Linked DNA regions of Homo sapiens: region 2 is linked to region 1. Evidence: chromatin contacts called from ENCODE Hi-C or POLR2A ChIA-PET data. All regions are on one chromosome and are shown on one strand. The core of a region is the stretch at or near the end of the contact, and the rest is flanking DNA. Distances in the headings are between cores, read along the strand shown. Region 1 overlaps MAP4 (microtubule associated protein 4). Region 2 overlaps DHX30 (DExH-box helicase 30).

What was found. Hi-C counts contacts between places; a loop is a spot of excess contacts on that map. ChIA-PET counts read pairs that join two places held with the same protein, here RNA polymerase II (POLR2A). Pooled maps may share reads with other maps.
Region 2: a map of endothelial cell of hepatic sinusoid shows a loop between it and region 1 (8-fold over the local background). The contact joins two enhancer-like sites. A Hi-C loop is called at or near these places in 1 of 168 maps with a recorded cell type or tissue (endothelial cell of hepatic sinusoid) and 1 of 50 pooled maps. POLR2A ChIA-PET finds 5 or more read pairs at or near these places in 11 of 52 experiments (B cell, Caco-2, GM10248 and 7 more).

What each region holds. Positions count from the first base shown.
Region 1 is chr3:47,888,941-47,895,876 of GRCh38, reverse strand. The region is part of intron 10 of MAP4 (microtubule associated protein 4); the gene reads left to right. Among named protein-coding and RNA genes, the nearest start is that of MIR1226, 43 kb to the right of the region's middle. Within about 2 kb of position 4,421, at least 12 of the 41 ENCODE cell types and tissues checked have a DNase peak (open chromatin) inside an H3K27ac peak, as active enhancers do.
Region 2 is chr3:47,821,092-47,828,027 of GRCh38, reverse strand. It overlaps DHX30 (DExH-box helicase 30), which reads right to left. Exons shown (of 22, transcript NM_138615.3): 5 at 551-681. Among named protein-coding and RNA genes, the nearest start is that of DHX30, 21 kb to the right of the region's middle. RefSeq lists silencers at 2,933-3,222, 5,723-5,923. Within about 2 kb of position 3,092, at least 29 of the 41 ENCODE cell types and tissues checked have a DNase peak (open chromatin) inside an H3K27ac peak, as active enhancers do.

The DNA.
Region 1 (6,936 bases), core at 3,172-5,671:
ATGAACTGTAGTCTGGAATATGCACTTCTTTGTGCCTGACTAGCTTCATTCTTCTGGTTTCTGCTCTTGGTCTTTTGGCTGGTTCACATTTTGCAGTCTGCTGTTTATGGATAGAATTACTGAGGCAGAATATGTGATATCTGAAGGTAGCAGAGACCTGTAATTTTAGTTATTGCCTTAGCTGTTGGGTAGGGATGAACTAGTGAAGTGGGTCTGGGTAGGCTGGCCAGAACTAAAAATAATTTGGCTATAAGGAACAAGTTTCTATGCTTGTTCTTTGCCTTGGTATTTTCCACTTCTTCAGAATATAAGGGCCAACTACCACTTTCTTCAGACATGCTGCAACGTCCGCCATGCCCAGTCATGCCTCTGCCAATAGGCAGCACTCCCGCATGAGACAGAAAGGTTACTGAAGATACTGCCTAGTGGAGTCCCAGGTTGAAGTCATACTTTGAGCTGGACATAGCAGTGGGCCTGTGATTACTTGAATGGCTGTTTCAACTTCAGAAGTGAAAGTGGTAAAACTGAATCCAAGAGCACCTTAAAGATTCCCCTCCTTTTATAGAGGAAGAAACTGAAGCTAAGAGCAGTTAAATGAGTTTCTAAGACTCTTAACTATTAAGTGACACAGATTTTAAAATCTGGCCTTCTGACTCAAAGTCAAATTAATTTTTTCCCCACCATGTCAGTAAATTAAGGGTGTATATGTGTGTGTCGTTTGTGGGGGGTGACTAGTTTACACAGAATGGGGTTGTTGAGGCTTACCTGATTTCTAAGGTATTTTCCAGAGTTTTCCTCTGGTATATTCAGACTGTATTACAACAATATCTTCCTCACCCCCTTTTTTTTTTTTTTGGACAGGGTTTCCTCTCACCCAGGCTGGAGTGCAGTGATGTGATCACGGCCCACTGCAGCCTTGACTTACTGGGCTCAGGCAATTCTCCCACCTCAGCCTTCTGAGTAGCTGGGACCACAATTGTGATCACCATGCCCACCTAAATTTTTGTACTCTTTGTAGAGACAGGGTTTTGCCATGTTGCCCAGGCTGGTCTCAAACTCCTGGGCTCAAGCAATCTGCCCACCTCAGCCTCCCAAAGTGCTGGGATTACAGGTGTGAGCCATGGCACCCAGCCATCTCCAGACTTTCATAATTTTCCTCACATATTGTACATACTTAATTATATTATTCAATTATATGTATAAAAAAAGAAAGCAAGAATTCAACTATGTTGTATTACCAAGGCCTTTCTGTACCCAATCTCGCCTCATATTTTTTCTTTTTTTTTTATTTTTTGAGACGGAGTCTTGCCCTGTCGCCCAGGCTGGAGTGCAGTGGCGTGATCTCAGCTCACTGCAAGCTCCGCCTCGTGGGTTCACGCCATTCTCCTGCCTCAGCCTCCTGAGTAGCTGGGACTACAGGCACCCACCACCATGCCCAGCTAATTTTTTGTATTTTTTAGTAGAGACAGGGTTTCACCATGTTAGCCAGGATGGTCTCGATCTCCTGACCTCGTGATCCACCTGCCTTGGGCTCCCAAAGTGCTGGGATTACAGGCGTGAGCCACCACACCCGGCCAATCATATTTTTTCTTGTTACTAATTAGAATCATGATTCTCCTGGCATTCTTCATTTTGTTATACCTCACTTCCTTTTCCTTAGCAAGATCTTTGCCATAGAGTATGGAAACCAGGTTCCTTGCCAGTTAATCTGTATTGTGCTTTGTCATGTATTGTTACTAAACAGCTCAAGATCAAGGGGAAGAAATGTATATGAGGCTCAGTTCATGTTCAGTTTTTTTTTTTCAGCATTGCAACATTGCCACTCATCATCATGAGTGTAGCCCTGTGTCAGGTACTGAAGGTAATGGAAAAGGTATATAAGGTTGATCCCTGTACTCTTGTTGGGAACTTGAGTGGTATGAATAGAGAAGGTGAGTTCTTGGGGACAGAGGCTACAGTTTAGCAAGCTTTCCTATGCGGACCTTGGTAATTTCTTTACATTTTATAGACCAAAGAACAATCTTAACTTGCCCTTTTTTCTAAAGGCATTGTTTAAAAACTGTCATCAAATCATTGCAGTTTATGGCAAATGGCCTTTTTTTAAAAAAAAAAAAAAAGCAATCTAAATCTTTTCTTCATCTTGGAAAAAGACTTCTCTTGGATTTCTGATAGAATATTTCCAGTATGCTATGTTATTGCAAGACAGTAACTTACAGCTAGACAAGAAAAATCAGCTTTGTTCAAAGTAAGAGTATAGCCTGTCCTTATAGTGTAATTTTTTTCTCACAGTTTTGTTTTATGGTTCCTTCAGTTTGAATATACAATATTTGAGCTCAAAGCCCAGGGCAGCAAAGGACCATGCTGAGTTAAATGGGGGCAGTAAGCTCTGGTGAGTGGGGAAAACTCCAAGCTACAATTGTTAGAGTCCCTAAGTCTGGAGGTCAGAGAAAGATGCACTGCCCCCAGTGTGTTCACATGACACCTAACAGATTATTAGGCTGGAAAGAGCAGGGCTTGGTAGTGGAGGGAGCAACCCAGCTCATCCAAGGAACCAAGTGGGGGCAGGGACAGGCGTAAATGCATAAGGGGTATGTTGTCACACAAATGTCTTATAATTAGAATATCTATCCCCAAAGCCCTGATCACTGAAGTCTTTAAATGAACCCTTTATTAAACTCTTCCATTATGCAGAGCTACAGATGGAGCTCTTACGGGTTTTGGGGACCCCACTCAAGTCAGTTTTCAAGTTAGTTTGATAAGTTGCTATGACAGCAAACCCACTCTTCCTCTGAGAATGAATGCCTGCAATCTTAATACTACGTTAAGGTGTGGTTTTTTTTTTTTTTTTTTAGTCCAATTTTGAACAATTTCCTGGATTCATTGTTCTTCAGGGTTATAGCTGGGGATTGGCAAATGAGTCTCGGTTATTTTTAAAACAGTTTTCTGAGTGGTTGAATGTGGAAGGGTGGGCATGGTATCAGATAAATGAGTGTGTGGGTATGCACGTATCTATATCAGTGAAAGCCAAAATAATTACTATCCTTAGTGCTTGGATTGGCACCATACTGTGTTTTAAATTGCAGATCTAAACAGAGTGCTAGTTCACGGGAAATTACATTCTCAGATTAAAGTAGCATTTTGTTGTGCAGAAAGCAGCAGGTTCCTTCCTTTCTTTCGCTTTCATTCATTCTTCCTTTCTTTCTTTCTTTCACATTTGTAAGTGCATTTAATACTCAACTGCTTGAGGAGAGAGGGGCATTGAGGGAGAGATGAATTTTGTCATGAATACTGGGGAATTGGTGTGATGTCACTGCAAGCTCTGTGTGATCGTAGGTGGTATTAGAGCTCCAGGAGCGAAAGCAGGGAGAGCAGTGGAGGAGAGACGATGTCGCTCTCAGACAAGCAGACAGCCTCTCTCACTGCCGCGTACGGTCAGCTCAGTAAGGGCAAGCCTGCAGAGTGCCGAATGGACTCCCCAAAAGAAATCAGTCAAGCCGGATTCGAATGGCAGAGGACAGAGGGCAAACTGAATGAAATTGGGCTGAATGTCAGCATGGACGGGCAACCAAAAGATGGGCTTGTGAAGAATGCCAGCTTCCTGGAGCAGAACAAGCTCTGCTTTTTTGAGGGGAAGCTAGACAAAGAGCTGAGCATTGAAATGCAGGACAAGGACTGTCAAGAAGCCTCAGGTCACCTTGAGAGCAGGTATGTGATTTCAGAGACCTGCCATCCCTTGGAGGGGAACTCGGTACACCAGAAGACCTCCGAGTTCCATCTGGGACTCATAGAGGGGCCAGACAAAAACAAAACCATTCCAGTTCAGGGGAAGGTGGCAGGGAAGAATGGACTAGAGACCAAGAGCCAGTCAGATCTGGATTTCCCTGGGGCTGCTGACATCCCTACCAGATATGTTAAGGAGCAGGAAACCAGTGTTTGGAACCCCAGCTTTCATCCAGTGGCTCAAGGCTCTCTGGGCTCAAGGGAAGCAACTCCGGGAGAGATGGAGAATAGCATCACCCCTGGCTGCCCAGTGATTGGGGTGGTAAATGATAACTCTGAGCAGCTGAAGTGTGAGTCCCCACTCCTGGTGTCTCTAGCCCACCCAGCCCCCATTATTGAGCATTCACCCACCACCATTCCGCCAATCACTATGGTGTTCACCCAGGAACATTTGAATGCAAGCTGTCACATCAGAGACCATGATAAGGAGTTGGAGAAATTGAGTTCTACCGAGGAGGCTGTGCTCAACCAAGCCCCCCAGCAGAAAAAGGCAGTGCGCAGGGCCCTGTCTGAATGTTCTCACCTCTCAGTTCCCCCAGCTGTCAACCTTGCAGATAAGTACCCTGAACTCCCTGCCCGAGAAGAGCCTTCTTCTGGCCTGCTGCCTCCCCCTAGTAGCCCAATGCCTAGTCCTACACCTGGGAAACTGGGAGCTCCTGCTATGAAGCGCTCCATGACTGTGGGTGAGGAACAGACAGCTAGCTACAAATTGAGCCCTGGGAAACTGCCCATCTTGTCTACTAAAGAGATACCTCCTTTCATCTGTGAGGAACCAGTGGCCAAGAAGAGAGAAGAATTGGCTCACTTCAGCAACAGCAGCAGCAACTCTGGGAAGAAGGAACTCGGCACTGCTGGATTATATCTCCATAGTAAGCTGGAGCAGATTCCTGAAGGAAGCAGCAAGGAAAAAGGGCAGGAAGATTTTAGTGAAACTAGAATTGATTCATGCTCGCAGGTTTGCCAGCGAGGAGAGAAACAGCCAGGACAGACGGCTCTGGCAGGGAAGAAAGAAATTGAGGTCACTGCAACCCAGAGCACTCCATCGTTCCTGTTTGAAAAGCCCCCACGTGATGGTATGTTTCTAAATTTTGCCTCCATTGGGAACAAGCAGACAGCAAGGAAGGAACCAAAGTGACAGATTACCGGCAGAGCACTAAGCAGCTTTTTACAGCTGGGTTCTGTGACTGCCTGGGGAAAGCTTAATTCCCTTGTGTTGGAAGCTTGCTGGGAGTGAGGCAAGGAAGAGAACAAAGTGAATCTTGCAGGGTCAAGCTGAATGTCTTGCTAGCATGACAGATAATGTGAATTGAGTGTGCAAGTTTGGGGTGGAATGGGGTCAGAGAATGGTGGGTATAAAAACTAGACCCCCTTTCTTGACCTCATGTCACCCTGTCCAACCCATCCCCCATCCACCCAGCCCTCAGCTCCCTGTTGGTTTGAACCAGATGATTCCTGAGCTCTAAATCCTTCAATCCCAACTGATTGATTTCCTTGCTTGAAAATCTGTCACTTTATATAGATTCACAATGGGTTTATCAGCACTAACCTCCTCTCATTAAGTTGCACAATCTGGGTGGAAGCTCTGTTTTCTGTTTTTGCTTTGGAGAACGTTTTACTTTTGTTCAAACTGAAAAAGAGCCCTTTAAAGCTAGCTATTTAATATTCTTTCTGTGTTCTTCATGTTTGACCCAATCTTGCTTCTAGTTTTCTCTTTTTGTATGTGTTTTGAGAGGATTTGTGGGGAGAAAAAGAAGAAAGAGAAAGCAGGGAGAGAAGGAGAGACTTGCAACCTAATAAACAGCTAAATTTTGCGGTCTTTGTGACAGCCTTTTGTGTCTTTCTTCCTGGCCCTTTCTTTTCTTCCCCATCTCCCATCCCCCCACAGCTCTTATTGTGGTGGTCTAAAAAAGCTTGTGTTTCTCCGAGTCCAGTTTGAGCACAAAGGGCCATAATTCACAAACTTGTAAATGGGGATTTAAAACATGTGTTTTGCTTGTTTAAAAAAAAATAGTCTTGTTTCCTGGGACCTGTTTTCTCTAATATTTATTACTCTCAGTATATTTTTATGAAATTGTACTTTTTTTCTTTGAAAGTAAGAAATGGTATTTTCTAGGGGAGTGGTAAGTAGAAGACATACAGATGTTTTGGGTTTTTTTTTTTTATGGAGATAAAAAACATTTTTTGTTTTTTATGGAGATAAAAAACACGTTTTTTTATGGAGGCAAAGAAGCTTAATAGTTCCTCTTTGATTTCTTATGACTCCAGAATTACAAGCATTCAGGTGTCCCATGCTGTTGCTTCCTTCTAGCTGGGACAGAACTGTAAGCTCTTCCTGGACAGGACTTTGTCATCTTTTTCTTGATCCCCAGGTGCTTTGTTCAGTACCACATAACTTCTAGGTGATCATGAGTGAAGACTTTGTTTCAGAACAAGTTCTTTCTAATTCAGACTAACAGAAGTTTGTGCTAATAGAAAAAAATTTCAGATGACTGACAAATCCACCGATCCATTCACCCGATAAATGTTTAAATGCTGACTCTGCTAACCACTCTGTAGATAAAACTTTTATAGGAAGATTGTTTCATTTAACATGCCTACCATTTGCATTCACTATCTAGGCACTGGAAATTATCCTTATCCTCAAGCAACTTTTGATCCAGTTGGAGGACTGGGAGGCAGTGGGAGGGTTGTGAATTGTGGAAACATTTTGGAGGAAGTCACATTTGAGGTGGGCCTTGGAACCCTGGGATGCCAAATAATGCGGAGGGAAAGCCTTCCAGGCAAGGGAACTCATATTAAACAAAGATATGAAGCCTAGACAGCTCATGTTAGGTAAAAGAACAATGGAGGAATCTCAGGGCATCCAGTCACAGGAAATGTGGCCAGGCTGCTGCCATTGTGTATATCTCTCTTGGGACCTCTGCTTCTCCCTGCACATGTACTCCATTCTCTTCCCTTTAAAAATCTGTATTTCCTCTGTCATCTCTTTTTGCTTCCCTTGTAACTCTGCCCAGGACAGAATAGCATTGAGTTGCCATGGTTTGAGCTCTGTGGCCAGCTTTGTTACCACCATATATGTCAGGGTTCCGATGTTGCATGACTGTCATTTCCATGTCTTTGTCTATACTGACAATGAGTGAGTAATTATATCTTATT
Region 2 (6,936 bases), core at 1,843-4,342, 67 kb after region 1:
AATTAGACGAGTGTGGTGGCACCTGTCTGTAGTCCCAGCTACTTTGGAGGCTGAGGCGGGAGGATCACTTGATCCCAGGAGTTTGAGGTTACTGTGAGTTATGATTGTGCCACTGCACTCCAGCCTGGGTGACAGAGAGACTCTGACTCTGTCTCTACAAAAATAAATAAAATAAATGTTAAAAAATCATCCAGAATGGTTTGCTGGCATGCTTCTATGGTTCCAGAATCTATAAGACTGTAAGGGCAAGAATTATCATTAACTCTAACCCTCTGCAGTCCTTAGTCGATGGGGGCAAAAACCAAGGATCCGTATAGGCGCCTGTCTTAGATAAGATGGCACCTCATTTGCCCTGTGTTCCTCTTCCCTAAACCAGGCACGTGTATTCTGGCTCTTCTTCAAACCTAGCTTTGCTCTGAGTCTCTGCTGACCATTTTAATTCAGGAAACCCATTCTATGGCCTCCTTGACAAAGAAACCTAAGACAGAAAGGACAAACAGCCTCCTTTCTGAGTCATACCAATGTTTTTCCTTGCCACCAGCAGAGTTACCTTTTTCTTCGGTCCATTTGTGTGCACGTAGACTAGTTTGTCTTTTGCATGTGAGATGCCGAGGGCTCTTCCAATCACACTGTTGAGAAGATTTTTGGGCTGTGGGAACTCTTTTAATAGGTCCCTAGAAGCTAAGAAAATAAGAACAAAAGCATTACAGTTGTTCTTTTTCTTTTAAAAACTCCATGGGGTGTGTATCAGGGCAACCCTGGGCTGGATTCTGAGGATGTTGGCTCATGACCCCAAACCACCCAGGAGCATCTTGGAAAAGAAAAGAGGAATGACTTCAGGGTTTACAGGGAAGAGTGGGGCCAGACCCACTTGAATAACCATCTCCTGAAGAAGGGCCAATGACCCACACACCACAGAAGGGATCCTACCAGCATCCTCTTCTCCGCCCAATCTCCTCATTTCATACATCACCTACAAAAGCCTGGTTGGTCAATAAACCCCCCAGTCTGATGTCTGAAAGAAGACACTAAACAAACAAGCAAGCAAAAAATACAAAAACAAAAATCCACCACACACACAAACTGGAGATCAAGACAATGCAAGGCTCTTCCTAAAATAAGACACACACACGAGAGACCTGGCCCCATGTATCTCAAGTGATGAGATCCAGATGCTGAATACCAGGCCCCAGCTCTCAACCGTATCTAAGCACACTGCAAAAGACTCCCACAGAACCAAACTATGTGTGGGGACTGATTAAAGACCTCTACATCTGGCTGGGCGTGGTGGCTCACGCCTGTAATCCCAGCACTTTGGGAGGCCAAGGCGGGTGGATCACAAGGTCAGGAGTTTGACAACCTGGCCAACATAGTGAAACCTTGTGAAACCTCGTCTCTACTAAAAATACAAAAAATTAGCCAGGCCTGGTGGCAGGCGCCTGTAGTCCCAGCTACTTGGGAGGCTGAAGCAGGAGAATCGCTTGAACCCGGGAGGCGGAGGTTGTAGTGAGGCAAGATCGCGCCACTGCAATCCAGCCTGGGCAACAAGAGTGAAACTCCATCTCAAAAAAAAAAAAAAAAAAGAAAGAAAACCTCTACATCTGAGCAGGCATGAATTACTCCTCCCCCAAGTTCTCTGGAATCAAGGGGAAAATTGATGCATCAGATACCATGAGAGGTACCTCGCTTCTTTTTCTTGTTTTTTGGATTAATCTCAGAGCAGAAAGGGAAGAGATATCTACCTAGGGTAAGCTTGTACCAGACACAAGGCTTAACCAGGTCATGAAGAGGTCTGCTAGGAACATGGGGGGCCATATCATTCTCCACTCTAGCCTCTGGCAGCTCCAAAAGGAGCTGTATATATGCACATGTGCACCTGCGTGTACACTGATCACCTGGGGAGCTTTTTCACCGCATGGACATCCAGCTCCCCACAGGGGACCTGAGAATGGGAGCGATGTTGGAGGCGACTCTATATTTTCAAAAAGTGCTTCCAAGCGTTCTGATGTAACTCTGCTGCCTGGTTTGAGACTGTTTCCTTGGGACAGACTCCTGTGTCAAGTGGCCAGGATGGAGGACACCTGATCCTGTCTCCCTCTAAGCGGTAACTTGTAAAGCAACTAAGAGTCAAGCAGTTAAGCAGTTAAGAAACCATATCTAAGTGGACTTGGCCGGGGCGGGGGGGGTTTCGTCACAGAGGGACCCAACTTCGAGTAGCCCATTACACCCACTGGTTTAACAATAGAGCTGCACTGAGACCACCACCCCGCCCCCACCTTCAGCTCTATAAGGTTGGTGGAGGCTGGCGCTCTCTACCCATCCTTGATGCTTTCAACAGTTTTATCCTCTGCACTATTTGGGAGGCACAAAGCTGGAATCCACCAGAACAGTCATTCTGTCTCTATTTGAGATCCTGATGTCCCAGGAGTTACTTTGGGCTATTTCTCACACTGGTGAGGGCATGCTTGTCCCTAGAAGCTCTAGCCCTTGGCCACTCATCCTGGCAGGAGTTGGACTTTTACTCGTTTTCCCCACTCCCTCGAGGTCTCGCACCTCTCACCTATTCTTGCCGGGAGCAGGTACTCTAAGGGTCCATTCGGGCCTGTGCCACGCTAAGCTTTACAAACAGCAAGGCCGCTGCCCGCCGACGGATGGCGAACTTGGCCACTATGGAAGAGAGGACCCCCGGCCGCCAGGCCCGATTTCGGCCCGCGCCCCTAGCTCTGCCATCCCAGGAGTCAAGGGCGCTGCGGACCGCCCGCCCCCGCCGATGCCCTCACCGTTCACCAAGCTTCCGTCGCCTTCCCCAGGCCCGCCGGGGGCCATCCCTGACTCGGCCTCGGCGGCTTCCTTGGTGTGGTCGGGGTGGGCGCAGCTTGAAGAGAAGCCGCGCGAGCGACCCTGTCGCCCAGCAGCGCGGGGACCCAGCGGCTGCAGGCGCGGAGAGATGCCGGCGGCCAGCGCCATGAGTCTCCTAGCGGCCGCCATCGTGCTCCCGCCGACCCCGAGGCCTGTGCGCGGCAGGGACCGGGCGAAGAGAACGGGAGCGGCCGGCCCGAGCGCCGCGCGCCCCCTGCGGGCCGGGCGGACCCGAAGCCCAAGCCTAGGCGAGGGCATCAGCAGCCCGTCCTCGCTCACCACAGCCCTGGGCCTTCAGTAGGCGGGCTCGGCGCTGCCCAGGGCTAGGACCCTGCAGAGCTCACTCTCCAGCAAATCTAAACCAGCAGTCGTGTGGATGGAAGGCAGGAAGATGGAATGAGGCTGTTGGGGGGAAAATAATGCTAGGCCTTAGCTCAATGTCATCTAAGGAAGCGAAGTTAGTTCCCTCTAGGTCCTACCAATTGTTCCTAACTACCTCTCACGTGCCTCTGGCAAATTGGCAGCCCCATCTTATTTAACGGCTTACAAAGTAAACCTGGTGAAGATCTGGAGCCAGGGCCAGGCGCCGTGGCTCATGCCTGCAATCCCAACACTTTGGGAGGTTGAGGCGGATGGATCCCCTGAGCCCAGGATTTTGAGACCAGTCTGGGCAGCATAGTGAAACCCCAACTCTATTAAAAGTTTAAAAAACGAAAAAGAAAATCTGGAGCCAGGCCAAGGAAGACCTCTTCAGGAAACAGATTTAATCCCCAGGGCTGGAGGGGAAGGTGAAAACACCCAGCTTTGGAAACTGCCAAGAATTGAGCTGGTCCAGCGTAAAGTCCAGCAGTGAAAGTGCTGTTCCTCGCCAGGCGCAGTGGCTCACGCCTGTAATCCCAGCACTTTCGGAAGCCGAGGCAGGCAGATCACCTGAGGTCAGGAGTTCGAGACCAGCCTGGCCAACATGGTGAAACCCCATCTCTACTAAAAATACAAAAATTAGCCGGGCATAGTGTCGCGCGCCTGTAATCCCAGCTACTCGGGAGGCTGAGGCAGGAGAATCGCTTGAACCCAGGAGGCGGAGGTTGCAGTAAGCCAAGATCATGCCACTGCACTTCAGCCTGGGTGACAGAGCAAGGCTCCATCTCAAAAAAAAAAAAAAAAAAAAAAAAGGAAAAGAAAATGGTATCTGAAAGCTGAAGGAGACAACAGTCTAGACAGAAAGGCCCCACCTGGACAGCAGGACCCAAGCCCTTTGTGGCACTTGAGGAAGCCCTCAGGATAGCACTCTTTTCTGACAGCCATTTGGCATAAGGCTGAAATGCCATGATTTCTTAGTTGCCTCTAAAGAAGCCAAAATGAAGAGCTATACACAAAGCAACACTGGCCATGAGTTGTTAATTGTTGAAGCTGGGTGACAGGTACTTGCAGGTTCATTATACTATTTTTTCTAGTTTACAACACATGTGTTGAACAGATGTTTAGATTTTTATGTTAAAAAAAAATCAGCCAGGCGCAGTGGCTCATGCCTGTAATCCCAGCACTCTGGGAGGCTGAGGCAGGCGGATCATGAGGTCAGGGTATCAAGACCATCCTGGTCAACATGGTGAAACCCCATCTCTACTAAAAATACAAAAATTAGCTGGGCATGGTGGCACGCGCCTGTAGTCCCAGCTACTTGGGAGGCTGAGGCAGGAGAATTGCTTGAACCCGGGAGGCGGAGGTTGCAGTGAGCCGAGATTGCGCCACTGCACTCCAGCCTGGCAACAGAGTGAGACTCCGTCTCAAAAAGACAAAAAAAAAAAAAAAAACAACAACCAGGGATGCCAACCAACTAGTTTGTTCCCAGGGGGGTCTTTGTCTCGGTTTGGTTGTGTCCCCACCCAAATCTCATCTTGAATTGTAGCCCCCATAATTCCCATGTGTCATGGGAGGGACGTGGTTGGGAGGTCATTGAATCATGGGGGTGGTTTCTCCCATATTGTTCTCATAGTAGTGAGTAAGTCTCAAGAGATCTGATAGATTAATAAGGGGAAACCCCTTTCTTTTCTTTCTTTTCTTTTTTTTTTTTTTTTTGAGATGGAGTCTCGCTCTGTTGCCCAGGCTGGAGTGCAGTGGTGCAATCTCGGCTCACTGCAAGCTCCACCTCCCAGGTTCACACCATTATCCTGGCTCAGCCCCCCAAGTAGCTGGGACTACAGGTGCCCGCCACCACACCCGGCTAATTTTTTGTATTTTTAGTAGAGACAGGGTTTCACTGTGTTAGCCAGGATGGTCTCGATCTCCTGACCTCATGATTCGCCTTCCTTGGCCTCTCAAAGTGCTGGGATTACGGGCGTGGGCCACTGCGCCTGGCCTTTCTTATTTTTTATGTTTATTTTTTTGAGACAGAGTCTTGTTCTGTCACCCAGGCTGGAATGCACTGGCACGATCTCGGCTCACTGCAACCTCTGCCTCCTGGGTTCAAGCGATTCTCCTGTCTCAGTCTCCCAAGCAGCTGGTACTACAGGTACGTGCCACCATGCCCAGCTAATTTTTGTATTTTTAGTAGAGACAGGGTTTCACCATATTGGCCAGGCTGGTCTTGAACTCCTGACCTCATGATCCACCCACCTCGGCCTCCCAAAGTGCTGGGATTACAGGCATGAGTTAACACACCCGGCTGGGAAAACCCCTTTCACTTGGTTCTGTCTTTCTCTCTTGTCTGCCACCATGTAAGATGTGCCTTTTGCCTTTCACCATGGTTGTGAGGCCTCTCCAGCCACATAGAACTGTGAATCCATTAAACCTTTTTTTCTTTATAAATTACCCAGTCTTGGGTATGTCTTTATCAGCAGCATGAAAATGGACTAATGCAGTCCCCTTTTCCTATTCATTTATTTCAACTGGGTTCTAACAGCAAGAGTCACCCTGAGCAAGTATTTCACCTCCACAAACCTCAATGACTCTTGTAAGATAAGGGCAACTCTTTACAGCAGCTCTTGGAACTCTTCTGCTTCTGTGTTCTTCTCCTCACTGGTCTAGAGCAGGAGTTGGAAAACTACAGCCTGCAGACCAAATCCAGACCCCTGCCTGTTGTTAGAAAGTTTTATTGGAACAGAGCCACACTCATTTACTATGTTATTTGCTATTATCTATGACTGCTTTCATTCTATAATGGCAGAGTCAAATAACTGCAACAGAAAGCATATGCCCCACACAGCGTAAAATATTTATTACCTGATGATTACAAAAAAAAGATTACCAACTCCTCCTCTAAAGGACCTTAAAGACCAGGTACGGTGGCTCATGCCTGTCATCCCAGCACTTTGGGAGGCCGAGGAGGGTGGATCACCTGAGGTCAGGAGTTCAAGGCCAGCCTGGCCAGTGTGGTGAAACTCCATCTCTACTAAAAATACAGAAATTAGCTCTGGGCATGGTGGCAGGTGCCTGTAATCCCAGCTACTCAAGAGGCCGAGGCAGGAGAATGGCTCAAACCCAGGAGGGAGGTTGCAGTGAGCCGACATTGCGCCATTGCACTCCAGCCTGGACAACAGAGTGAGACTCCATCTCAATCAATCAATCAATCAGTAAAGGACCTTAAAGAAAGTTAGAAAAAAGGGCTGGGCACGGTGGCTCATGCCTGTAATCCCAACACTTTGGGAGGCCGAAGCGGGCAGATTGCCTGAGGTCAGGAGTTTGAGACCAGCCTGACCAACATGGAGAAACCCCATCTCTACTAAAAAAATACAAAAAATTAGCCAGGCATAGTGGCACATGCCTGTATTCCCCGGTACTCGGGGGGCTGGGGCAAGAGAATCACTTGAACCCAGGAGGCGGAGGTTGCGGTGAGCCAAGATCGCACCATTGCACTCCCACCTGGGCAACAAGAGCGAAACTCCATCAAAAAAAGAAAAAAGAAAGTTAGGAAAAAGGCCAGGCATGGTGGCTCATGCCTGTAATCCCAGCACTTTGGGAGGCTGAGGCAGGCAAATCACTTGAGCCCAGGAGTTGGAGACCAGCCTGGGCAAAATGGTGAAACCCCGTCTCTACTGAAAATACAAAAAAATCAGCTGGGCATGCTGGTGCATGCCTGTA